3 separate regions of the Homo sapiens genome follow, and all the other regions are linked to region 2. Evidence: read pairs that join two places in POLR2A ChIA-PET (ENCODE). Cell type or tissue: OCI-LY7. All regions are shown on one strand.

Region 1 (8,000 bases), 450 kb before region 2:
CACTGTTGCCTCGACTTTCCAGGCTCAAGTGATCATCCTCAGCCTCCTGAGTAGCTGTGACTACAGGCATCCACCATCCGCTAATTTTTTAAATTTTTGTAGAGACAAAGCCTCACCACATTGCCCAGGTTGGTCTCAAACTCCTGGGCTGACGTAATCCTCCTGCTGCGGCTTCCCCAAGTGCTGGGATTACAGGTGTGAGCCACCATGCCCAGCCTCTTATTTATTTATTTATTATTTATTTATTTATTTATTTATTTATTTATTTATTTATTTATTTATTTATTTATTGAGATGGTGCCTTGCTCTGTTGCCCAGGCTGGAGTGCGGTGGTGCAGACCAGCTCACTGCAACCTCTTTCTCCCAGGTTCAAGCGATTCTCCTGCCTCAGCCTCCCAAGTAGCTGGGATTATAGGCGTGCGCCACGACACCCAGCTAATTTTTACGGGGTTTCGCCATGTTGATCAGGTTAGTCTCAAACTCCTGACCTCAAATGATCCTCCTGCCTTGGTCTCCCAAAGTGCTGGGATTACAGGCATGAGCCCCCGCACCTGGCCAGCCTTTTAAAAATATGACATCCCATTAGTACATTTGATTGTCTGACTTTTAAGAATACTTTGAGGCTGGGCGTGGTGGCTCACGCCTGTAATCCTAACACTTTGGGAGGCTGAGGCGGGCGGATCACGAGGTCAGGAGTTCGAGACCAGCTTGGCCAACATAGTGAAACCCAGCCTCTACAAAATATACAAAACATTAGCCGGGTGTGGTGGTGGGTACCTGTAATCCCAGCTACTCGGGAGGCTGAGGCAGGAGAATTGCTTGAACCCAGGAGGCAGAGGTTGCAGTGAGCCGAGATCGCACCATTGCACTCCAGCCCAGGTGACAGTGTGAGACTCCATCTCAAAATAAATAAATAAATAAAAATAATACTGCCGGGTGCAGTGGCTCATACCTGTAATCCCAGCACTTTGGGAGGCCAAGGCAGGCAGATCACGAGGTCAGGAGTTCGAAACCAGCCTGACCAACATGGTGAAACCCTGTCTTTACTAAAAATACAAAAATTAGCCGGGCGTGGTGGCATGCACCTGTAATCCCACGTACTCAGGAGGCTGAGGCAGGAGAATCACTTGAACCCAGGAGGCGGAGGTTGCAGTGAGCCAAGATTGTGCCACTGTACTCCAGCCTCGGCATCAGAGCGAGACTCTGTCTCAAAAATAAATAAATAAAAATAAAAATATTTCATTGCATGGTTCGTTTCCATCTCTTAATCCTTCTTCTTATACTTTGAGAGATTCTCTTAGTATTTATCTTCTAATCCTCTTGTTTTTATTTTTGTAATCCTATTTTTAGTTTTCCTCCCTGACTACTTTTACTTCCTGACTACTTTTTTATCTACTCTCTTGTTCTTTTCTGGGGATATTTTGTCCTCTCAATAGTCTTACTTCATATAATATTTTATCTAAAGATACAACTTTAAAAAGTTTTCTTTTGCTCCCTGTCTTATTTCCTCCAATTTATTTTTGTTTGTTTTGGTCTCCTCTTTCATAGTAGAGACTGTGGTCAAATGTCTGGTACTCTACAGCTGTCTGTTCATATTTAAGGATCCAGCACTGAAAAGCTGCTGGGGAGCTCTGCGAGAGTGGGCAGGATCAAGCCATTCATTGGGGAATTCTCAAAGCAGTGTCTGTAGGGTTTTTCCCTTGGGCTTATCAGTTCCCTCAGAGAGGAATCTTCTAAATTCCTGCTTGGGGTATGAAACTGGCAGCCTTGTGTGAAATACACAGAGGAATGGGGCTGGGGGTATTGTGTTGAGATTACTGACTCTCACGTAATCACATTTGGTACAGTGCTCCCTCCTCCTCTTAGCTTGTTGGATATTCTGGAACTCAGATCCTTTTGATTAAACCTCTGAAACTTCCCATCTTCTGCTGGATTTGAGTAGGGGACTTAAAGGTCTGATTCTTATATAAGTTTGCAACCAACAAACTTGGTTCAGACGCATTCCACTTTGTGGAGGTTCCCTGTATCTCTAATCCTGGAGCCTTTTATTGGAGCAGATCACCTTGCTTTTTGTTGCCCCTCTCCCATCCCTATCCTTTGGGTAGGAAAGGTTTCTCTATTCTACTAAGTCAGTTATTTCTTGTCCTTCTTGTGTTAGTCCATTTTGTGTCAGTATAAAGGAATACCTGAGGCTGGGTAACTTAGAAAGAAAAGAGGTTTATTTGGCTCATGGTTCTGCAGGCTGTTTAAGAAGCCATCACCACCTGGCCTAATTATAATTTTTAAAAATAACGTTTATTTTTTAATAGTATACAGGTTCATTATAAAAACTTTTTGAACAAATAGAAAAACAAAAAGGAAAAATATTACTAGTAGACCTGTACTCAAAGATCACCAGAGGCCAAGTGCGGTGGCCCATGCCTGTCATCCCAACGCTTTGGGATGCTGGGGTGGGAGGATTCCTTGAGGCCAGAAATTTAAGACCAGCCTGGGTAACATGGCAATGCCCCATCTCTACAAAAAATACAAAAAATGGTCCGGGTATGGTGGGGCACGCCCATAGTCCCAGCTACTCAGGAGGCTGAGGTGGGAGGATTGCCTGAGTCCAGGAGGTTGAGGCTGCAGTGAGCCATGATCTGCAGTCAACCTAGGTAACAGAGTTAAGACCCTGTTTCAAAAATAAAAGATCACTAGAATCAACAATCACTCTTTAATTTTATTTTAACTTGATGGTTATCACTATATATATATGTATATATATGTATATATATGTGTGTATATATATATATGTATATATATGTGTATATATGTACATATATGTATATGTATGATTTTATAACTTTTTCCCAAAGAGTAATAATTTGAATTATTATGTTTCTTACACAAGTAGGCTGTTTCTAAGTGTCTGGGTTTTTAACATTTTACAGTTTTTATTATACTTACATTTTTTGGAGACCTAGTCTCACTCTTTCACCCGGGCTGGAGCACAATGGTGTGATCATAGCTCACTGCAGCCTCGAACTCCTCGCCTCAAGTGATCTTCTTGCCTTAGTCTCCTGAGCAGCTGGGATTACACATGGGTGCCACCAGGCCCAGCTTTTTTTTTTTTTTTTTTTTGAAAAGACATTTCCAAAAGTTAATTAGTTGGCATCTTTTCATTCATAGTTGTGATGGTTCACACCTTAATCTGAGTGAACTTTTTCTCTGCCACCTAGGATGGTCCTGGTCTTGTGTACGTCCACTCACTGGCCACTCATTCTGCTTTTCTCAATCTCTTCTTAGGTGTCAGAACTGGGAAGGTGGCATTGGCGGGGTACCAGGGATGGAAGCCCATGGTGGCTATACCTTCTGTGGCCTGGCCGCGCTGGTAATCCTCAAGAGGGAACGTTCCTTGAACTTGAAGAGCTTATTAGTAAGTATCTTTTGAGCCATCCCCCTCTCAGGCCCCAGGTCATGGTGATGTGATTGTACTCAGACATGCAGGCTTCAGGAGAGTTTGGCTATGGGAAGGGCTAAGAGAGTTAGCTCTGTTCCAACACAGAGGAAGGAGTGAGCAGCTGCTCTGTCTTGGCTCCCCCTTCTGCCTTTCTGTCTTCCTGCTTAGAGCTTTTTACATAGTGTGTAGACTACATAGACTGTGTGCTGCAGACATCTGGTGTGAGCAGAGTACCTTCCTTATACTTCAGTTTCGTAGAATTAGAGGTTATCGTGTGTTATAGAAAGAACCTCCTAAGAGGAAAAGTTACAAGAAGAGCTTTGCAGCATTTCGAAACCAAACTTTTATTACCTGCTGCACTGTGTAAACATTTAGTACCTACATTTAAATGAGTTGTTTAGGCAGAGCTGGCTAATTGCATTGAGAAGGCAGCCCAACATTTATGTCTGGACCCCACGCTCCTGGCCAGTATTCAGAAGAAACTCAGAAAGCAGTCAGCTTCAGGGAGTCACTAGATTGTAGTTAAATGATCAGTGGGTGCACAAACACACACACCTCCACGGCCACCAGGGAGAAGGCATTCCCCGTCATGTCATTTGGGGAGCATGTACCCCCTGACCATGACGTCAAAGCAAACCAGCTGCAACTGACATGCACCTCCTCTCCCTGAGTTCAGATGCCAGCCTCCCGTTATGCGGCCCATCGTGAGCTTCCTGGAGAGTTTCTGTTGTACCCTGTAGACATGTAACCAGCAGTGTCTTGCCTCCACCTTCAGAAAGCCTCCCCCGGTGTAGTCTTTTTAAAGATTCATGAAGGCTTGAAGGCTCATGCTGAAACAGCCAACTTTGTATGCTGAACTTAAGAGTTTCTCAGATGTTTTAAAATCTGAACACCAATAAGGCATGAAACAAAAAAGTCCCATCTCCCAGGCAGAGATAAGGAATGTGATTAGGGAGTGCCTCAGTTATAAAGACAGTGTTCTAGATTTGAACCCTGTCCCTACTACATTTGAGACATGAGTCCTTGGGCAAATTGTCTAATCTCTTTTAGCTTGATATTTTTTTCTTTTATAAGGTAGGGATAACAATCCTTATTTTTTTAAGGTTAAAGGAGAGAACATTTATAAACAGCCTGGCACATAGTAGGTACTTAATAAATGTTAGTGTCCCTCTAACCCACAGTAATAATCTTTTTGGCACAAGGGACCAGTTTTGTGGGAGATAATTTTTCCGTGGACCTGGGGTTGGGGGTGGGACGGGGGGTGATGGCTTCAGGATGATTCAAGTACATTACATTTATTGTGTACTTTATTTCTATTATTACACTGTAATATATAATGAAATAATTATACAACTCACCATAATGTAGAATCAGTGAGAGCCCTGAGCTTGTTTTCTTTCAACTAGACAGTCCCATTTGGGGGTGATGGGAGACAGTGACAGATCATCAGGCATTAGACTCTCATGTAGAGCGTGCAACCTAGAAGCCTGGCATACACGGTTCACAGTAGGGTTTGCGCTCCTATGAGAATCTAATGCTGCTGCTGATCTGTCAGGAAGTGGAGCTCAGGCAGTAATGGGAGCAGTGAGGAGCAGCTGTAAATACAGATTAAGCTTCACTGGCTCACCCACCACTCATGTCCTGCTGTGCAGCCTGGCATGGTCTGGGGGTTAGGGACCCCTGCTCTAATCCAGACTACTCCCTTCCATTTGCTTTGGGAGAAGTAGGACCCATATCTGAAGTATGAATTCCTATAGCCCAAGGAAACAGAACAAATCCATGGGCTTAGGCACTGGAAAAAGTAAATTAGTCTGCTTAAAAACACTTAAGCCCTGCGGTAAGTAGAAATGAGGAACCGACTCCCACTGCAGCGCCTGCTTTCTCTCTGCCTGAGTAATGCTTAGCCCACTTCCATTACATGCTGGAAGCCCTGGTTCATTTAAGATCAACCGAGGATATATTAGTACCTGAACCTGCAGTACAGTGTTTTCTGTCTCTTTTAAGCATTTGTGACTGTGACTCTCTATGGGCAGGTGTTGCCTTGAAGAGGGAATAATCTAAACAACAGCTTTTAGGGGAGGGCTGGCCCCCACTTCCATCAAGGGTCCCAGTGGCTCCTTTCAGGACCTTTACCTAGTAAGACTCTAGAAACAGGAAGTACCCTCCCCTGTACCCTTTCAGTTGAGTGAGGCAGCTCTGTAAGTCCGTGGCTGGAACGGCCTAGGTGGTCTAGGGAGGGAAATGGAAATGTCATATCTGCTCAGCCAGTTGGTTCTGCTCATTCTGAGGGACCAAACCCATGACTATCTTGATCTTTGTAGTAGAGTGTGTTTAGAAAACTTGTAGATAAGCAAGGAATGGTGGTATCGTGTGTGACCGCTGAGTGACATCAAGACCAAGACCTATTTTACAGCTTCAAAGTAAAAGATTTTCTTATATCAGCCACAGACTGGGCAGAGTTGTCATTTGGTAATTAGAATGAATGGCTTCTGCTTTCAGGCCTGCTAGTGACTTGCTAAGAGACCTTGGGTAAATTTCCCCAGGTGCCAAGTAAAAGTCAGGAGCAGTTTGAGATCATCTGATGAAATGTAGTACCAGGCCGGGCACGGTGGCTCACGCCTGTAATCCCAGCACTTTGGGAGGCCGAGGCGGGTGGATCATGAGGTCAGGAGATCGAGACCATCCTGGCTAACAAGGTGAAACCCCGTCTCTACTAAAAATACAAAAAATTAGCCGGGCGCGGTGGCGGGCGCCTGTGGTCCCAGCTACTCGGGAGGCTGAGGCAGGAGAATGGCGTGAACCCGGGAAGCGGAGCTTGCAGTGAGCCGAGATTGCGCCACTGCAGTCCGCAGTCCGGCCTGGGCGACAGAGCGAGACTCCGTCTCAAAAAAAAAAAAAAAAAAAAAAAAAAAAAAAAGAAATGTAGTACCAAATTCCATTTATCTGCTTTTAATAAACTCCCCGGAGCAGGGAAGTAATGAGAAATGAGCTACTGGTAGTCTTGCCTTCAATTTCCAACTTAAGCCATGTTTATTAAGAGACTTTGAAGGTCTCCTTACAAACCAGCTTGGCCTCTTTATCTTCTCAGCACTGGCACTGCTTTGGAACCCAGGAAAAGGTAGTTGTCTGCCAGGCATTGAGCAGAGATCAGTGCTGGATGCCTCTACAGCGTTGGCTTAAATGCTTCACTCTGTGTCTATGGCAGTGTGGGGAGGGAAGGAAAGAAAACCAGAGCACCAAAACTAGAGTGCCAAGAAGCCACAAGATGGGAAACCCTCCATCCCACAGATTGACTCCTGGAGATTCTGTCGGGCTGGATTTTGTCTCTTTTAGCCTACAACTGCCTTTCCCATCTGTGTCTCCTCAGCAATGGGTGACAAGCCGGCAGATGCGATTTGAAGGAGGATTTCAGGGCCGCTGCAACAAGCTGGTGGATGGCTGCTACTCCTTCTGGCAGGCGGGGCTCCTGCCCCTGCTCCACCGCGCACTGCACGCCCAAGGTGAGCCTGGGGAGCTGTTCACTTGGGGCTGGATGATTTCCCTCCACTACTCACAAAGTCTGGAAGCCCAGCGTGCTTTTTTAGAGGGGTTGAAATGAGCTCTGTCTATCCTGGATTTTGAGTGCCCAGTGTGGAACCTCATGCCGTGGGGCATGCGAATGCAGAGTAAGATTTAGTTTCATTGGTTTAGTGTCATTCTTTGCTTCTTCAAATTGGCTGCGACAGAATGAGCTTCCTTGAAATTGCTACGGGGAGCGGGGAGGAAGTGGGCGCTGCTTCTGCGTTATCTGGAAGGAGCAGCCCACTCCTGTCCTGGGCTCTGTGGTGATTGCCACCTCCTCTGGGTGCAGGGCAGAGCTGAAAACCCTCAGTGTTGCAACAGTCACTGTTGCAACAGCAACAGGAAAGGCAACTGCGTAAAGGGGTAGAGAACCAGAACCCATGTGTAGGGGTGGGTTGTAGGGGTGGGTTGCCCCTACACCATGGAGAAGAGACTCGCCGTGTCTGACTGGCTGCAGAGTTGTCACTATTAGAAATGTTTTATTTTACATTCATTGAATAAGCCTAAATGGGAGTTTGTTCCACCTGCACCATTGGAGTAGAGAAATCCACGTTCGTTTCTGTGGGGTCTCAAATGGGAACGCAAAACCGAAGTAGTTAGTGAGCAAAAAGTCTGGGAACATTCTCTCTCTATCTCTTGAAACCTCAGTCTGCCTGCTAACTCCTGCACCATCTTTCTGGTGTACTTGATGTGAGAGCAGGTGTCTCTGAGTAGACCTGTGGGAGAGAGGAAGTCATGGGGCCCTGCTGGTTGCTGATCTGTTTTTGGAATGAGATCCCTGGGTCCAAAGAGAAGCTGTTCTTCGGACTTAGTTGGATAATGTAACTGCTCAAATGTAAAAGATGAGATTCTTTTCTGCCCCTCCCCATACTTTTTTTTCCTGTTTCTGAGCCCCCCACCCCCCGTCTTCCCCCCTCCCCGCCGCCCCCGAGATGGAGTCGTGCTCTGTCTCCCAGGCTGGAGTGCAGTGGCACGATCTTGGCTCACTGCAGCCTCCACCTCC
Region 2 (8,000 bases):
TAGACATATGGCTGAAAGGGAGATTTGAATAGGGTTTTGCAGCAGCTATTTTAGTTGATGACACATCTTCAACTTAAATTGCAATTGCCTTTTTTCATTTCGCTTCATCCTTCTGTGATGATCCTAGTAGAAGTCAAATGAGATCATTTTTGATAGTTGGTTTGCAGGCTTCGGTGTATGCACCCAACCTTTCAAAGACTGCCTGTGCTTTTCAGGGAGCTCAGTTTTGTGACTGAAAGGATCAGCTATTCTCTTCTACCTTTTTAATGCACTACTGGTTTCTAGCAGCTGCTGCTTAACGCTGTTCATTCTTGAGTTTGGTGAATTGTTTTCTGTGCTCCATGTGATTTCTTTGTCTTTATGAGGTACATTTTGACTACAGGTGAGCCAATTTCCTGTGAATATAATCTATGCTTTGAAATTAAATTATCTTTATCCTCTTTAAATATGTAAATCTTCTTAGTATCTGCTAGTTTGCCTCTTGCTTTGTGGCTCCTTGTGTTCCTCTTGTAATGCTTGCTTAGCTTTTAATTTAAATACCAGACTGTGTTGGTTAGCATCCATAGAAGACATAGGCCTATTCAGGAAAGTGTGAATATTTGGCCACCATATTTAGGATTATTGGGGCATTTCTTTCCAATTTTTCAGAGTACAGAAAAAGAGGTGAGTTTCCTATTCCTTCCTAATCAAGTTCACCATCGACCTTGTACTTTTTGAACCAACTTGAATAGAAAAAAAACAACCTGAAGAATAATATGTTTACTATTTCTACATGGATATACTGACTATAACTATGGAAAATATATTTGATTAGTTACATGAGGCTCTCATGGTAAATGTGTCAGATATAGTCAATATTTTAGTATTGTCATGTAGTATTAAGTATTTTTCCATCAATGATTAGAAAGTTATGATTTTTTGTTGTTCAGCAAATTATCATGAAAAATTCAATAATGTTGCTTTTTCTTTTTGATAGCCAGAGGAAGTTAGAGAACAGATTTATCTAACACTAAACGGTCACTGGCAAGAACCTTTTCTTTGTAACATGTTACTTTGTTCCCTAACCTCATTCTCCTCCACCTGTAACAATGGTGAATATGAAGCAAGTGTTCAGTATCCTAGCTTTCTCTAATTTTCTGGGACGTATCTCTTTTAGTCTCCGTATATTAAATCTTAGGGAACCTGAAAGGCTTCTTTATTAGCCTTTTTTATTTCTCCCTAAAAGTATTGATGTTTTTATAGGAATCTCTGCTATCCAGGGATAAAACATAACATGCAATTAAAAAAATTTCAGCCATTGAGAATGTTTTTATAAATGGACAGATCAGTTACTTAAAAAGTTCTATAGATTTGTGATTAAAAAAATAGTTCCCTATTTGAATAATTGTCCAGGAAATTAGCTGTTGATCATATTTAAAATATAACATAAAAATGAGTCTTAAAATATGTATAGCTTCATTTGTGTTGATTGATGTTGTAACTTTTTTTGAGTAAAATGCATCATTAGAAAATGTATTTGGAATTACATTAAAAAGGATTCTATGTTTTGTTTATTGGTATCACACACGTGTCATGTGGGTCATAGACTTGTTTCATAGTAAAACAGATGGCATGGCAAGGGAGAAGAAACTTACATGCAAGTTTTTGCACAAATATCAAAGAAATTCAGTGTACTTTCTTTTCAAAAAAACATTAAAAACTCCAAAACCCAAGGAAGAAAAAGCTTCTTGCATTTATATAACAATTCTTAATCTATTAGTTGCAGGGCAAAAATAATAAAATATTAATTATATAGTCAAAAATAGCTTTTAACTATGAAGAAGTCTTCCTATCAAATTCTTCTGTTCATTAAACCTACTTTTGGTTATTATTTAAATGTAATTGGGCAGTTCCAAGAAAAGCTTCAGAACAGCTGTAATTACAGCTGCAGATTTAGTCAAAATAGGGGCTGTAAGAGGCTGTTTACTCTCCTTTTGCATCTCTTTCACCCCCACCCCAAATAACCCAAATTTAGTTGTAAAAGTTTTTGGTAAGCTCAGGATTTCTGAAACTGGAGTCTATGTATTTAACTGCATGCAGATGTGATGATTACATGTGACTTTTAAGGTTCCCATAACCTTTTAGTTCTTGTATTGCTCTATGCACAGTTAAGTGATTTTTGTCAGCTGTGTCTGTATTGAATTTTACAGATACACATATATTTTAAACACAGTTTAGTGATTTTTATCAAGGCCCAGGCATCTGCTCAAACTACTGAGAAGGGTAATAGTTTTCAATCTAAATTTGAGCTAATGTTGACATTATTACAAGTTGACTGGAAACATTTACAAAAGCCTGTATCTGTGTTAAAAAAATATATTTCTTCAAATTTTACTCTACTAGGAAATTGCCTTTGACTTCATCTGAAAACAAATTTGGCAAATGTCTTAATTTTTAGAGAAAGACCTACTATGATAAATCAAAAACTAAATACACATCTATGTCACATCCCTCCCTCCTCCCAGAGCTTTGATCTGGGGAGTTGATGGCATTCTAAGGTCTGGTTTTTAGTTAATCAGTCAGAGATTATATATAAGGGTTATGGAAGACTGTGGCAAAAAGCAAGGTTTAGAGCCTTTTTCCCTTTCCGAGTTAATTACCATTTCTTTTGCAGATGGCAGTTATGCTGAATATTGATCATAAGATACAATAACATATCTTGGATTCTCACCACAGTTTTACAGTGTTACCTACTCAGAATCTGGTTCAAAATTGTAGTGACTTGTTGAATTGCACATAGGGAAATTTGAAGAGCCTTCTGCTAAAGCCAACAATTTAACACTTTTAGTTAGAAGACCAAGTGAAACTTGCCTGTATTTGCATTGGACCATATTAAAACTGGTAAGGGTATAAAATTATATAGGACATGGTTCTTACCTCAAAGTACAGTGGGTAGACAAGGTGCAAATATATGCATTAAAATAATACATCAATGATTAGGGTAAATAAACTTACTTTTAAATCCCCAGACTCAACAACTCTTTAAATCTTGAATTCTAAAGATCGAGACCAACTTTCTTACAGATGAGGAAACATATTCAGAGAAGTGCAGTGAATTGTCATTAATCAAAGGGGGTTTATAGGTCATTCTAAATATGAGCTCAGTAATGACAATAGGTAGCAAGTTAACTTTGCTTTTTAAATCTTGAATGTCAGCTAATGTTGACTGATTGCTTGTTTCAAGTATTTTTACAGAGAAACTTCTGGTCCTTTTCTCATGTGAGTCCAGTGGGAATATCAGCAGCATGGGGACAATAGGTTATTTTCAGACTGGATAAAATTGAACAGAAGCCATTTCAGAGAATACTGGAGAACTGAAAAGAATAATAAAACACATTCATTAAGGCAAAATAAGGGAACTATATTTATAAAATCACATAATTTTTAAAGCACGAATTGATTTATAGGTATGAGGAAAGGTAGCAGGTAAAATGTGATATGGAATATAATTTTGATGATTAAGTATAACTTAATAATTATGTGAGGAAAAAGGAATTAACAGAAAATCTTTTAGGAAGGTAAATAGAACTTTGAGACTTTAGTAAGATAGGAAAAGTGAAATGTGAAAAACAAGTTAATTTTATATAGGGAGGCTATAGATTTAACTCATTGTTAAAAACTTGTCATCATCACAATCTTTTTGTGCCTTCTTCCTTACCCCACTGGTTCTCTCTTAAGAGAAGCTCTGGTGTCATGTGTTGTGATGTAATATAGTGCTGTAAAGTTCTGATTTTGTCACTTACAGCCAGCCTGGTCTTGGAATAAAATTTTGCTTATGAAGACATTAAAAAAATGAATAATTTTGAATTAGTTACTTGGACTTGTGAGCTTCAGTTACTTAGCAAAAAATGAGATTATGTCTTCAATGTGCCTAATTATACAATTGTTGGGACAATCAAGTGAAATCACATGAAAGTGTTTTAAAAACCAAAGGTAAGTAATATTTTTTTCATATTAAAACTGTAGATTCAATCCAACATGACAGATATTTATAAGCATGTTAAATCAAGTTTAGCCGAAAGCTGCCTTCTTACTTCAGTTTAGCCTAAAGGTTTTTGAGCTATAACAAGTGGAGGCATATTGTGAGCTATAACAAGTGGAGGCAGAAACAGACTGTAGCCACACTTGTGCCAGTCACTAAGTTTTGGCCAATCAAATGTAGTCAACTGTTCAAACTGTGTTCAAATAAGGCAAACACCAACCTGTAACCAGTCCAGCTGTTTTTGTACGTCACTTCCTTTTTCTGTATGTCACTTCCTTTTTCTGTACATCACTTTCCTTTTTCTGTCCTTAAATCTTCCACCATGTGGCTGTGCTGGAGTCTCAGCGCCTACTCTGGCTTAGGAGCGTGCCTGATTTGCAGATTGTTCATTGTTCAGTTAAACTCCTTTAAATTTAATTCTGCTGAAGTTTTTCTTTTATCAAGTACCTAATATGTCAGACGCAGTGTTGTAGACTTTAGATTTCAGGAGAAGGAAGAGAAAGGAAATAAAACATAATGTAAATGTCTATAATATATGACAGAATATGAAAAGGGTAATAAGAGATTCAGCTTACCTATATTTTGGCTTAGGCAAAGAGTTACCCACCTGAATCTGCTCTAAGTCCATGAGGCTTGTTTACCACAAGTGGCAAAGTAGGAATTTTGACCATTTCGTGTCTCTGTCTCTCCCTCCCCACCTGCTTCCCTTCTCTCCTCCCCTTTATCTCCCCACTCCCTCTCTGTCTCCCCATCTCTCTCCCTGCCATAAGGTGAAAGTTTAAACTTGGGCTCTCCAATAGTTGCAGATAGGAGCTTGTTGATTTTTTTGTGTACAAGCGTGAATCAGTGGCCAAGTCAAAGTGCCATAAGGAATGTACAATTTTTAGACTTTGGTGAGTATTGCCAATGATATAGCGTCTAGATTTTAATATCTGCATTGTATACCTTTCCAGGGCATAGAGGATTAAAGGGGGACTTTAGAAACAACTATTTCAGTCATCTGTGAAGATACTTTTTACAGAATCCCAGACTTAGCTTGACGGCTTTTTATAGTGAGGAATCTTTCTATCATGTAATGCAGACCACTTTATTATGGGCTCCAGTATTTGGAGTTCTTAGTCCCAAATGACCACCTTCTCCCTCTGTTATTCTGTATTCTTTTCATTTTGTTAGATATATTTTGGCTTGACTGAAGAGAGAACCTGTTGATGGGGAAGCTAGGAATAGAAAGAGAAGGGATAGGTTCAGGAAGCTTGACAAAAAAGGAAATAATGGTAGTAATAATGGTTAATAATTCTTAGCACTGAAGTCTCAGGTACTGTGCTAAATGCTTTTCTTATATTATAACCTATAGAATTGATGTTTTAATATTAAATATTAATTAAATGAAAGATTAGTTTGATAGTAAATAATAGTATTTACCCTCTGTTACAGAAAAGAAACTGAGCTACAATAATTTGCCCAGCAAAAGGTAGAGTTCTTGCTGGGCTATTGATTCTAGAGACCAAACCTTTAACATTGCCATGTATTGTCTCTTAGGGATAACCTTGGAGGCCTCTTTGGGAAAAATTTTCTCCTTTTTTTTTTCTAAGTATGATAGTGTTTGGAAATAAAAGATTAACATTTCAAGGCTGGTAATTTGGGTGGAAGTGGGGAGGAGGTGAATAAAATTTATTCAATATTTTAAGGTTAGATGAAGAGATAAGGAAAGGAAGGAACCTGGAAGCAGATGAGTGAATGTAATATGCTTTGTTAGTCAGGGAGAAAGGAAATTTTGGTTTAGCTGTTGTAATGACTACATTTTATAATACTATATAAACATGCAAGTTTGATCTTTGTATAGTTTAGTAAAAGCTATGGTCATTAGTTTATAGTCCAGTGCTGTCCAATAGAAATGTAGAGTGAACCACACATGTAATTTTTTAACTTTTTGTTAGCTACATTTAAAAAGCAAAAAGAAGCAGTTAAAATTGGTTTCAGTTATTTAACGTAATGTATTCAAAATATTTCAACAACTAATCAATATAAAAATATCAATTAGAGTTTTACATTCTTTTATTCATATTAAGTCTTTGAAATCCATGTGTATTTTACACTTATAGCACATCTCAGTTCAAACTAACCACATTTCATATGGCTACATTTGGCTACTGAATACCTTACCAGACAGTGCATTTACATACTATTAGAAGAGAAAAGGTTTATTGTAGTTGCTATGTTCATAAAAAGTTTCTGATTGAATTACAAGTAGATGGCTTATTCTCCCTCTGTATGTAACAAACAAGGAGTGAAGAGGAATCTGGGGCTGCAAAGCATCGCTCTCCAGTTGTATCCAGAGAATCTACTCAGGAGGGGCAACGTATTTTTTTATTTTTTATTTTTTAAATTTTACTTTAAGTTCTGGGATACATGTGCAGAATGTGCAGGTTCGTTGCATAAGTATACATGTGCCATGGTGGTTTGCTGCACCTATCAACCCATCATCTAGGTTTTAAGCCCCGCATGCATTAGGTATTTGTCTGAGGAATGAAACTATAAACATATTAAATCCTATAAAAAGAAAAAAAAGTAAGGTTCTGAAGGGTTCCAGAATTCAGGAGACGGAAGAGAAAGGATATTTTTTATACTTAAGGAAGTGGGGAGGAAGGTTTACCAAATGTTTAGGTTTCTGCTGATTGAGGCTTTGTTGTATAGTTAGAAGGACTTCCAAGAGACTCCAGAATTTCTGCTATCGTAGTTCTGGGCTCTGGTTTTACCTAAAAACTCAATGCTTTTTCTCTAGATAGAGCTCTGGAGGAGAGGCACACAGTTCTTACTTAGTGTGAAACATGGTGTTTGTTGGTTTAGGGACTTTGTACCTCTTTCTGGAACCTTTCAGAACCTTTTTTTTTCTTTTTATAGGATTTAATATGTTTATAGTTTCATTCCTCAGGCAGGAATTACTGAAGTTTGCTTTTCCCTTAAAAAAAAAAAAAACCCAGTAAATTAAATAATCACATTTAAAAAACTATAGCAAATCTTTTCTAACTATGAAAGTTAAAAAAAGTCATGTATTCTTTGTGAAAAGTTAGGTAATTGAGATACCTGTTTTTACATATTAAATGAACAGGTCTCAAGCAGAGTTTTCACTTTGGCTGCTGCTTCTTGCACTGGGGTTCCTTGGGCAGGAGCACTCTGGTGAATCATCACCTCTGGTTTGGATGTAGTAGTACTGGATATTTTGTTTCTTTTAAGGAGAGTGTGAACAAATGGGAGTTATGTGTTCCTCCGGGGTATGGTCCATTTGTATATTGCTCTTTATCTGTGTATCATATTTTATTTGGCTAAGAGCCTAATTATAATATATTTAATTTTTAAAAATCTTAGCTATTTGTAGGGTTTAAAAAACTAAACAACAGCAATAGGATTTGTATTGCTAATTGAGAGATACCAGGTTAAAATACAAGTTTTCTATATAATTTAGCAGAATAAAACACACTTATCATTTTTCCATTTTCTGAATTTGTAATATGCTAATGTTATCAGTATATAATATTTTTTGCTATGACTAATTGTGTTATATTTGTTGTGAATGTAGTCTTGGTTCAAGTAGGGGTAAGGAGGTATTTTGGAAACCAGTGCTTACCATTTTGGGGATAGGTGGTGGGAATAGACAAGCTAGAAATACACTTGGAAGGAAGAAAACCATTTAGTAGGAACTTGAGATGAGGGGAGAAACAGACATTTTTAGGAAAGTGTAGTGTTTTAAAAAATAAATTTAGACACAAAAAATTAATCATTAGGAACATAATCAGATTTTAGAAAAATTTAAGTAGAAAAAAATCACGTTAAATAGATAACTTTGAAGTAAATACTAATTATGTTTATATTTTGAGGGGAGGAAATAAGTCTCTTAGTTGGCCCCCTTGAGGCTGCCTAGATGTGGAGAACCATAAGACTGAGTTTGTACCATCTTTGAGTTAAAAAGCTAACCCTGAGT
Region 3 (8,000 bases), 110 kb before region 2:
CTTACCTGGCCTCCCTGCCTTCAGGCTCTTTCCTATTCATTCCATCTTTCACATGCTAGTAGAGAGATCTTTCTGGAACACAGTTCTGTTGATACGTACTCAATAACCACCATTGGATTCTTTTTTCTTTTTCTTTTCTTTTTTTTTTTTTTTTTTTTTTTTTTTGAAACAAAGTCTTGCTCTGTTGCCCAGGCTGGAGTGCAGTGGCATGATCTTGGCTCACCGCAATCGCCGCCTCCGAGGTTCAAGCGATTCTCCTGCCTCAGCCTCTCACGTGGCTGGAACTACAGGCATGTGCCACCACACTCAGCTAATTTTTATATTTTTAGTAGAGACGGGGTTTCACCATGTTGGCCAGGCTGGTGAACTCCTGACCTTGTGATCCGCCTGCCTTGGCCTCCCAAAGTGCTGGGATTACAGGCGTGAGCCACTGTGCCTGGCCCCATTGGATTTCTTTTACCCAAGAATAAAATACAGATTCCATAGTAAGGCCCTCATTATCTGGCCCCAATTCTCTAAAACCATTCCTAGATTCCCATCTCCATGATGTTACCTAAATTGCAGTTGTGTTTCCCCAATCATGAGTTCCTTCTTGTCTTTGCGTATACTATTCTCTTTGATTAGGACTGGTTTCAACTCAGATGGTTCAAATGAAGGGATAATTTACAGAGATACAGTCAGGGTAAAGGGAAATCACAAGAGTGGTTGAGATAACCAAAGACTAGCAAAGTGGGAACCTCTTATCTTCCCTAGGCCCAAAGGTCCCATGGGATGAAACACTGCCATCATAGCTCAGTGCAAGTTGGAGCCATGGGAAAGGGGCCATCAGTAGGAAATGCAGGCAGAGAGGGTGGCAGCCACTGCAAGAATCACAGTGTGGAAGCAGAATGGGCACAGTGAAGAAATATCCCAACTTCTCTGTCCTCCTGCCCTCTGATCTCCAGCCAGTGTCTTTCACTGGCCAAACTCAACCAGAAGCCAATGAACCACCAAGGATAGTCAGTTAAGGCAGGATACTAGTTAGGAAGCAGGGCAGTGAGAGGTGGGGAATAGATGGTGGTGCAATTAATGGTGGAGAAATTAAATGGATAATAACTACAAAATTCTCTTCTTAAAATTAAAGGAAATTTATTAATTTTGAGATAGGGTCTTGCTCTGTCACCCAGGGTGGAGTGCAGTGGTGTGATCATAGCTCACAACAGCCTCCATCTCCTGGGCTCAAGTGATCCTCCTGCTTCAGCCTCCCAAGCAGTGGGACTACAGGCATGCACCACCATGCCTGACTAAAATTCTTTTGTATATAGTAAAATTCTTTTTCTCTTCTAGGACACAGTTCAAATGTCACCTTTTATGTAAAGTCTTCCACCATTTTTGTCACCCCAAGATCCAGTTATTTCAATTCTCTATGTTACTTTAGCTGTTGTAATGCCTTCATTATTGAAGCTATCAGTCAGATTTATGATACAATTATTTATGAGATCTGCATCCATCTCTTGTATAATATTTTGTGATTTTGAATGAAAGGGATAGTGCTTCATTTGGTTCAGTGTCTTGCAGGTAACAGGCACTCAACTGTTGGGTGCATTTAAATGCATTTTCATGTTATCACCTTCTCAGCCTCTGTCGGGAAGATTTGTATATACTTGTAAACCATTGTCCTCACATTTTAAAATATTTCTAATTTTCATATGAGTTTGTTTCTTGGTTCTAATTCCACTTCTTGCTGGACTTTTCCCTTCTCTTTACCTACATTTCTTAGGTTAGATACTTTTTTTTTTTTTGAGACAGAGTTTCGCTCTTGTTGCCCAGGCTGGAGTGCAATGGCATGATCTCAGCTCACCGCAACCTCCACTGCCCGGGTTCAAGCAATTCTCCTGCCTCAACCTCCCGAGTAGCTGGGATTACAGGCATGTGCCACCATGCCTGGCTAATTTTTTTTTTATGTATTTTTAGTAGAGACGGGATTTCTTTATGTTGGTCGGGCTGGTCTCGAACTCCTGACCTCAGGTGATGCACCTGCCTCGGTCTCCCAAAGTGCTGAGATTACAGGCATGAGCCACCGCGCCCGGCCTTAGGTTAGATTCTTAACTGTAGCTCCTTAACAGTTTGTTGGGAATAAGCCCTCACTGATCCTGGCAAGGGTCTAAAAATCACTAGCTTTTTCCATATCCGAAGTGTTGCATATAAAAAAACTTTTCTTTAATTTTTGTATGCACTATGCTTAAAAATGAAGTCACAGTAAACCAATTTTTATTCTCCCTTAAACTCTGAACTCTTCTGAATAGAAGTTATGCTTGGCTTAACATGTTTTGCATATAGAAAAGGCTGTGAGATGCTCCTATTCTTTATAAATACCAACACCAAATGCAGACAACATATTTTTACTATGCAAACACTATTGTACATTAATGGTTTTGACTCACATTTGATTGTGGCTTTTAGATTTTTTATATGAAAATGGCTGTTTTCAGGCCCAATGAAAATATTATTTTTACATTTGTCATATTGAAAATGATAAAATAATGGCAGAAGTTATAATTGTCTTAGCAATTATGAGTTTTCACGGCAACTATTGTATTTTTCTTTGTCTTTTTTGTAGAGACAGTGTCTTGCCATGTTGCCCAGGCTGGTCTCAAACTCCTGGGCTCAAGCAATCCACTCACCTCAGTCTCCCAAAGTGCTAGGATTACAGGCGTGAGCCACGGCACCCAGCCTATTATATTTCGCATTTTAAGAAGTTCAGTCCAGCCATGGTGGCTCATGCCTGTAATCCCAGCACTTTGGGAGGCCGAGGCGGGTAGATCACCTGAGGTCAGGAGTTTGAGACCAGCCTGGCCAACGTGGTGAAACCCCGTCTCTACTAAAAATACAAAAATTAGCTGGGCGTGGTGGCATGTGCCTGTAATCCCAGCTACTTGGGAGGCTGAGGTGGGAGAATCGCTTGAGCCCAGGAGGCGGAGGTTGCAGTGAGCAGAGACTGCGCCCTTGCACTCCAGCCTGGGTGACAGAGTAAGACTCCATCTAAAAAAAAAAAAGAAGTTCAGTGGTGCATGCCTGTAGTCCCAGCTACTCAGGAGGCTATGGCAGGAGAATTTCTTGAACCCAGGAAGTGGAACTTGCAGTGAGTCGAGATGGTGCCATTGCACTCCAGCCCAGGTGGATGGCTTGAGCATAGGCATTTGAGACCAGCCTGGGAAACATGGTGAAACTCTGTTTCTGCAAAAAAATTAGCTGGGCATGGTGGTGTGCGCCTATAGTTTTAGCTACTTGGGAGGCTGAGGTGGGAGCATCTCTGAGCCCAGGGAGGCAGAGGCTGCAGTTAGCTGCGATTGCGCCACTACCCTCCAGCCTGGGCCACAGAGTGAGACCTCGTCTCAAAAAAAAAAAAAAAAAAAAAAAAAAGAAAGGGAAGTTCAACTTGGGTCTTCGTTTTTTAATATCTTTTCTTAACATGCTCATGCCTTCCTCTACTTTCTGGAACATATGGAACATAGTTATGATTGCTGTTTCAATGTCTTTGTCTACCAATTTTATTTATTACCTGTATCATATCTGGATATGTTTCTATTGATTAATTTATTTTTTTCCTCATTATGGATTATATTTTTCTGATTCTTTATATGCCTGGTAATTTTTTCTTGTATTCCGTATTGTGAATTTCACATTGTTGGATGCTGAATTTTTGTTTATTTGTGTTTGTCTTCCTTTAATTTTTTTTTTTTTTTTTTTTTTGAGACAGAGTCTCACTCTGTTGCCCAGGCTGGAGTGCAGTGGTGCGATCTCAGCTTACTGCAACCTCTGCCTCCTGGGTTCAAGTGATTCTCCCACCTCAGCCTCCCCAGTAGCTGGGATTACAGGCGCCTACCATCACGCCCGGCTAATTTTTGTATTTTTAGTAGAGACAGGGTTTCACCATGTTGGTCAGGCTGGTCTTGAACTTCTGACCTAAGGTGATCCGCCTGCCTTGGCCTTCCAAAGTGCTGGGATCACAGACATGAGCCACCATGCCCGGCTAAATATTTTTGAGTTAAATATTTAAATATCCTTTAAGTATTTTGACACTTAAATTTAAGTGACTTGGAAACAGTTTGAGCCTTCTGAGGCTTGCATGTAAACTTTGATAGGCAAGTGCAGAGCAACTTTTAGTCTAAGGCTAATTTGGCCTCACCTTTCTGAATCCTCAACCTGATGCTCCACATATCGCCAAGTTTTTCCATTCGGGGAATGTGAGCTATTTCCATTCCTGCGTGATTGCCAGTAACCGCTCCATTCAGGTGTCTCTTTCCCTGGTCAAAGGTAGTTTCCTCACACATGTGTGCTGACAGATACGCAGCTGAAGACTCAAGAGGAAGCCCCTGCACAACTCTAGAACTAGCTCTTTTTGTGCAGCTGTCTCCTATCTGGTAATCTACCCTACGAATTCAAAATGGTAACAGGCACAGTTATCAACAGTTGTTGAGTGCCTGTAAATTCAGGACTCCGCCTCTCTGAATTCTCAACTTCATCTGTTCAATTCAGAATATCTGCCAGGCTTTGTTGGGGTTTCTCTTGCCTGTGCTGTAGCCTGGAATCTTTCCAGGCAGTGAGCTGGGGCAATTATAGGTTCACCTGATTTGTTTTTCTTCTTTCAAAGATCATTGTCTCATGTTGCATGTTGTCCAACATCTGAAAACTGTTTTGTATATTTTATCTCATTTTCAGTTGCTTAAGGTACACAGTAAATCAGGCCCATGTTATTCCATCATGACCACAAGTAGAAGTCGCACTTTTGGTTTTTAAATAGGGGATGAGGAGGTATGTTTAACCAATTTTGTGTCAGAAAAAGAAGCCAGAGTATGATCATGGCCCAGTTATTTATCTTCTTCTTAGCCTTACTGTCTTATTTATAAGATGAAGAGGTTGGTCTATATATTATAAAGTTCTTCTCTGCCTCTTAAATTCTGTGATTTTATAAGTAAGCACAGGAGTATCTTTATAGAGAAACTGTTGTATCTTCCCAAAGTGATAAAGTTTCAGCAGTATGGAACTCCCATTTTGCCATAGTCGAGCAAATTTAGGAGGGAAGATTTGTGTTTTAATAGATAAAGAAGGAGTCTTTAGTTAAAAACTTGAAATGGACAATACCAATCCTACAGTACACACATGAAAAATGACCAAATAATCTGAAGATGAGGAAATATATAGGAATATTCTTTGTTGCATTATTGGGCCTAAGCAAACTGTATTAGATATGTAGTAAGTGTTCAGTGCATATCTGTTGACTATCTTAGTGGCACATGGATCCATTTACCTAATAAGGAAAACTAATTGAAAAAGCTTCCACTATAGCAAAAGTAAAAATTTATCAATATCGGCCGGGCATGGTGGCTCACGCCTGTAATCCTAGCGCTTTGGCAGGCCAAGGCGGGCAGATTGCCTGAGCTCAGGAGTTCAAGACTAGCCTGGGCAACATAGTGAAACCCCGTCTCTGCTAAAATACAAAAAATTAGCCGGGCGTGATGGTGTGCACCTGTAATCCCAGCTACTCAGGAGGCTGAGGCAGGAGAATTGCTTGAACCCAGGAGGCGGAGGTTGCAGGGAGCTGAGATCGCGCCACTGCACTCCAGCCTGGGTGACAGAGTGAGATTCCATCTCCAAAAATAAAAAATAAAAAATAAAAAATAATCCATCAATATCAGATTTGCTAGTGGTACATCCACATAATGGAATATTGTGCAGCAAACACAGTGCAGCTGAGTGGTATGCGTTAATATGGAATAGTTTCAAAGAAAAATTGTGAAATTTTTTAAAATATAAAAACAAGATCACTACATTTTATATATATAAATGAATATGTTAAAATATAAATGTATATATGCATATATAAATGAATACATACATATTTATATATTTGAGACAGGGGCTTACTCTGTCACCCAGGCTGGAGTGCAGTGGCATGATCCTAGCTCACTGTAGCCTTGGACTTAAGTGATCCTCCTGCCTTGGTCTCCCAAAGTGCTGGGATTACAGGTGCAAGCCACTGTACCTGACATACTATATATATACATATATATATAAAAAAATTATTTTTTATTTTTATTTTTTATTTTCTTTTTGAGACAAGGTCTCATTCTGTCACCCAGGCTGAAGTGCAGTGGTGTGTGTGATCGTGGCTTCCTGCAGCCTAAACTTCCCTGGGCTCAAGCGATCCTCCCACCTCAGCCTCCCAAGTAGCTGGGACCACAAGAGTGTGCCACCACACCCTGATATTTTTTTTTTTTTGAGTCAGAGTCTCACTCAGTTGCCCAAGCTGGAGTGCCTCAGCCTCCCAAGTAGCTGGGATTACAGGCACTTGCCAACAAGCCCGGCTAATTTTTCGTATTTTTAGTAGAGATGGGGTTTCACCATATTGGCCAGGCTGGTCTTGAACCCCTGACCTCAACTGATCCACCTACCTCAGCCTCCCAAAGTGCTAGGATGACAGGCTTGAGCCACTGTGCCCAGCCCTGGCTAATTTTTATATTTTTAGTAGAGGTGGGGTTTTTGCCTTATTGCCTAGGCTTGTCTCGAAATCCTGAGCTCATGTGATCTGCCCACCTCAGCCTTCCAAAGTGCCGGGATTACAGGTGTGAGCTACCATGCCCAGCCATGGCATACTGTATACAGTTTTGTTCTCTTTAATTTATATAATAATTTTATAATAAAAAAGATTTAAAAAGGAAAAAGAAACATGCATAATAGTATATACATACTATATATAAAAATATGTTTAAAGGCAATATATAAGTACAATTGGGAGGCTGAGGTGGGCGGATCATGAGGTCAGGAGATCGAGACCATCCTGGCCAACATGGTGAAACCCCGTCTCTACTAAAAATACAAAAATTAGCTGGGCCTGTTGGTACACGCTTGTAATCCCAGCTACTTGGGAGGCTGAGGTGGGAGGATCGCTTGAGCCCAGGGAGGTTTAGGCTGCAGGAAGCCACGATCACACACACCACTGCACTTCAGCCTGGGTGACAGAATGAGACCCTGTCTCAAAAAGAAAATAAAAAATAAAAATAAAAAATAATATTTATATATATATGTATATATACAGTATGTCAGGTACAGTGGCTTGCACTTGTAATGGCTTGAACCCGGGTGGTGGAGGTTGCATTGAGCTGAGATTGTGCCACTGCACTCCAGCCTGGCGACAAAGCGAGACTTCGTCTCAAAAAAAAAAAAAAAAATACATGCTTGTAAGTAAGATAATACATCTAGAAGGATAAACAAATTGGTGACACTGGTGCTTCAGGGAAGGGGGACTAGGGGATAGTGTAGAAGAGAGGTTCACTTTTCCTTTTATGCCTTTTTACATAACTTTTGAATTTTTTATCATGTGCATGTTGTCTAGTTTTCAAAAAATGCAGCTACTAGATATACATAAATTGACTTTTTTCAATGAAGTAATTCAGGTTTTCTAAAAGGGTTATTATATTACTACATATCAGTTTGAGGAAATTTCCACATCTCTAGACTAGATGATGTATTTAAAGGAGGCAAACCACACCCACTTTTACTACTATCACCCCAGGAAAGTACAGGACACCACCAAGTCTACGATTAATTTCCTATTCTTTTTTTTTTTTTTTTGAGATGGAGTCTCGCTATGTCACCCTGGCTGGAGTGCAGTGGCGCCATCTCGGCTCACAGCAACCTCCGCCTTCTGGGTTCAAACGATTCTCCTGCCTCAGCCTCTTGAGTAGCTGGGACTACAGGCACACGCCACATTAGCACCTGGCTAATTTTTTGTATTTTTAGTAGAGACAGGGTTTCACCGTGTTAGCCAGGATGGTCTCGATCTCCTGACCTCTTGATCGGCCTGCCTTGGCCTCCCAAAGTGCTGGGGTTACAGGCATGAGCCACTGCGCCCGGCCTAATTTCCTATTCTTTGTGGAAATAATTATCATGCTAGTGATACCTACTGATACCTACTGGCATCTGGAACATGAGGGAAAGAACAAGACCATTTGTATCCT

The links. Peaks named below come from ENCODE experiments on the same cell type or tissue, not always from the same donor. Only the 100,000 strongest peaks of a DNase experiment are listed, where the experiment ranks them.
Region 1: POLR2A ChIA-PET joins it to region 2 with 9 read pairs; 2 of 35 experiments call an interaction of 5 or more read pairs at or near these places.
Region 3: POLR2A ChIA-PET joins it to region 2 with 7 read pairs; 2 of 35 experiments call an interaction of 5 or more read pairs at or near these places.

What each region holds. Positions count from the first base shown.
Region 1 is chr14:65,037,508-65,045,507 of GRCh38, forward strand. It overlaps CHURC1-FNTB (CHURC1-FNTB readthrough), which reads left to right. Exons shown (of 14, transcript NM_001202559.1): 10 at 3,283-3,412; 11 at 6,804-6,936. FNTB (farnesyltransferase, CAAX box, subunit beta) reads left to right here. Exons shown (of 12, transcript NM_002028.4): 8 at 3,283-3,412; 9 at 6,804-6,936. MIR4706 (microRNA 4706) reads left to right here and starts at 7,181; the gene lies at 7,181-7,262. It also overlaps a transcript of MAX not described here. In OCI-LY7, no CTCF peak of the experiment used is centred here; no DNase peak of the experiment used is centred here.
Region 2 is chr14:65,488,202-65,496,201 of GRCh38, forward strand. The region is part of intron 2 of FUT8 (fucosyltransferase 8); the gene reads left to right. Among named protein-coding and RNA genes, the nearest start is that of MIR625, 21 kb to the left of the region's middle. In OCI-LY7, no CTCF peak of the experiment used is centred here; DNase peaks (open chromatin) are centred at 230 and 4,260; H3K4me3 peaks cover 566 bases; H3K27ac peaks cover 568 bases.
Region 3 is chr14:65,383,128-65,391,127 of GRCh38, forward strand. It overlaps a transcript of FUT8 not described here. Among named protein-coding and RNA genes, the nearest start is that of FUT8-AS1, 25 kb to the right of the region's middle. In OCI-LY7, no CTCF peak of the experiment used is centred here; no DNase peak of the experiment used is centred here.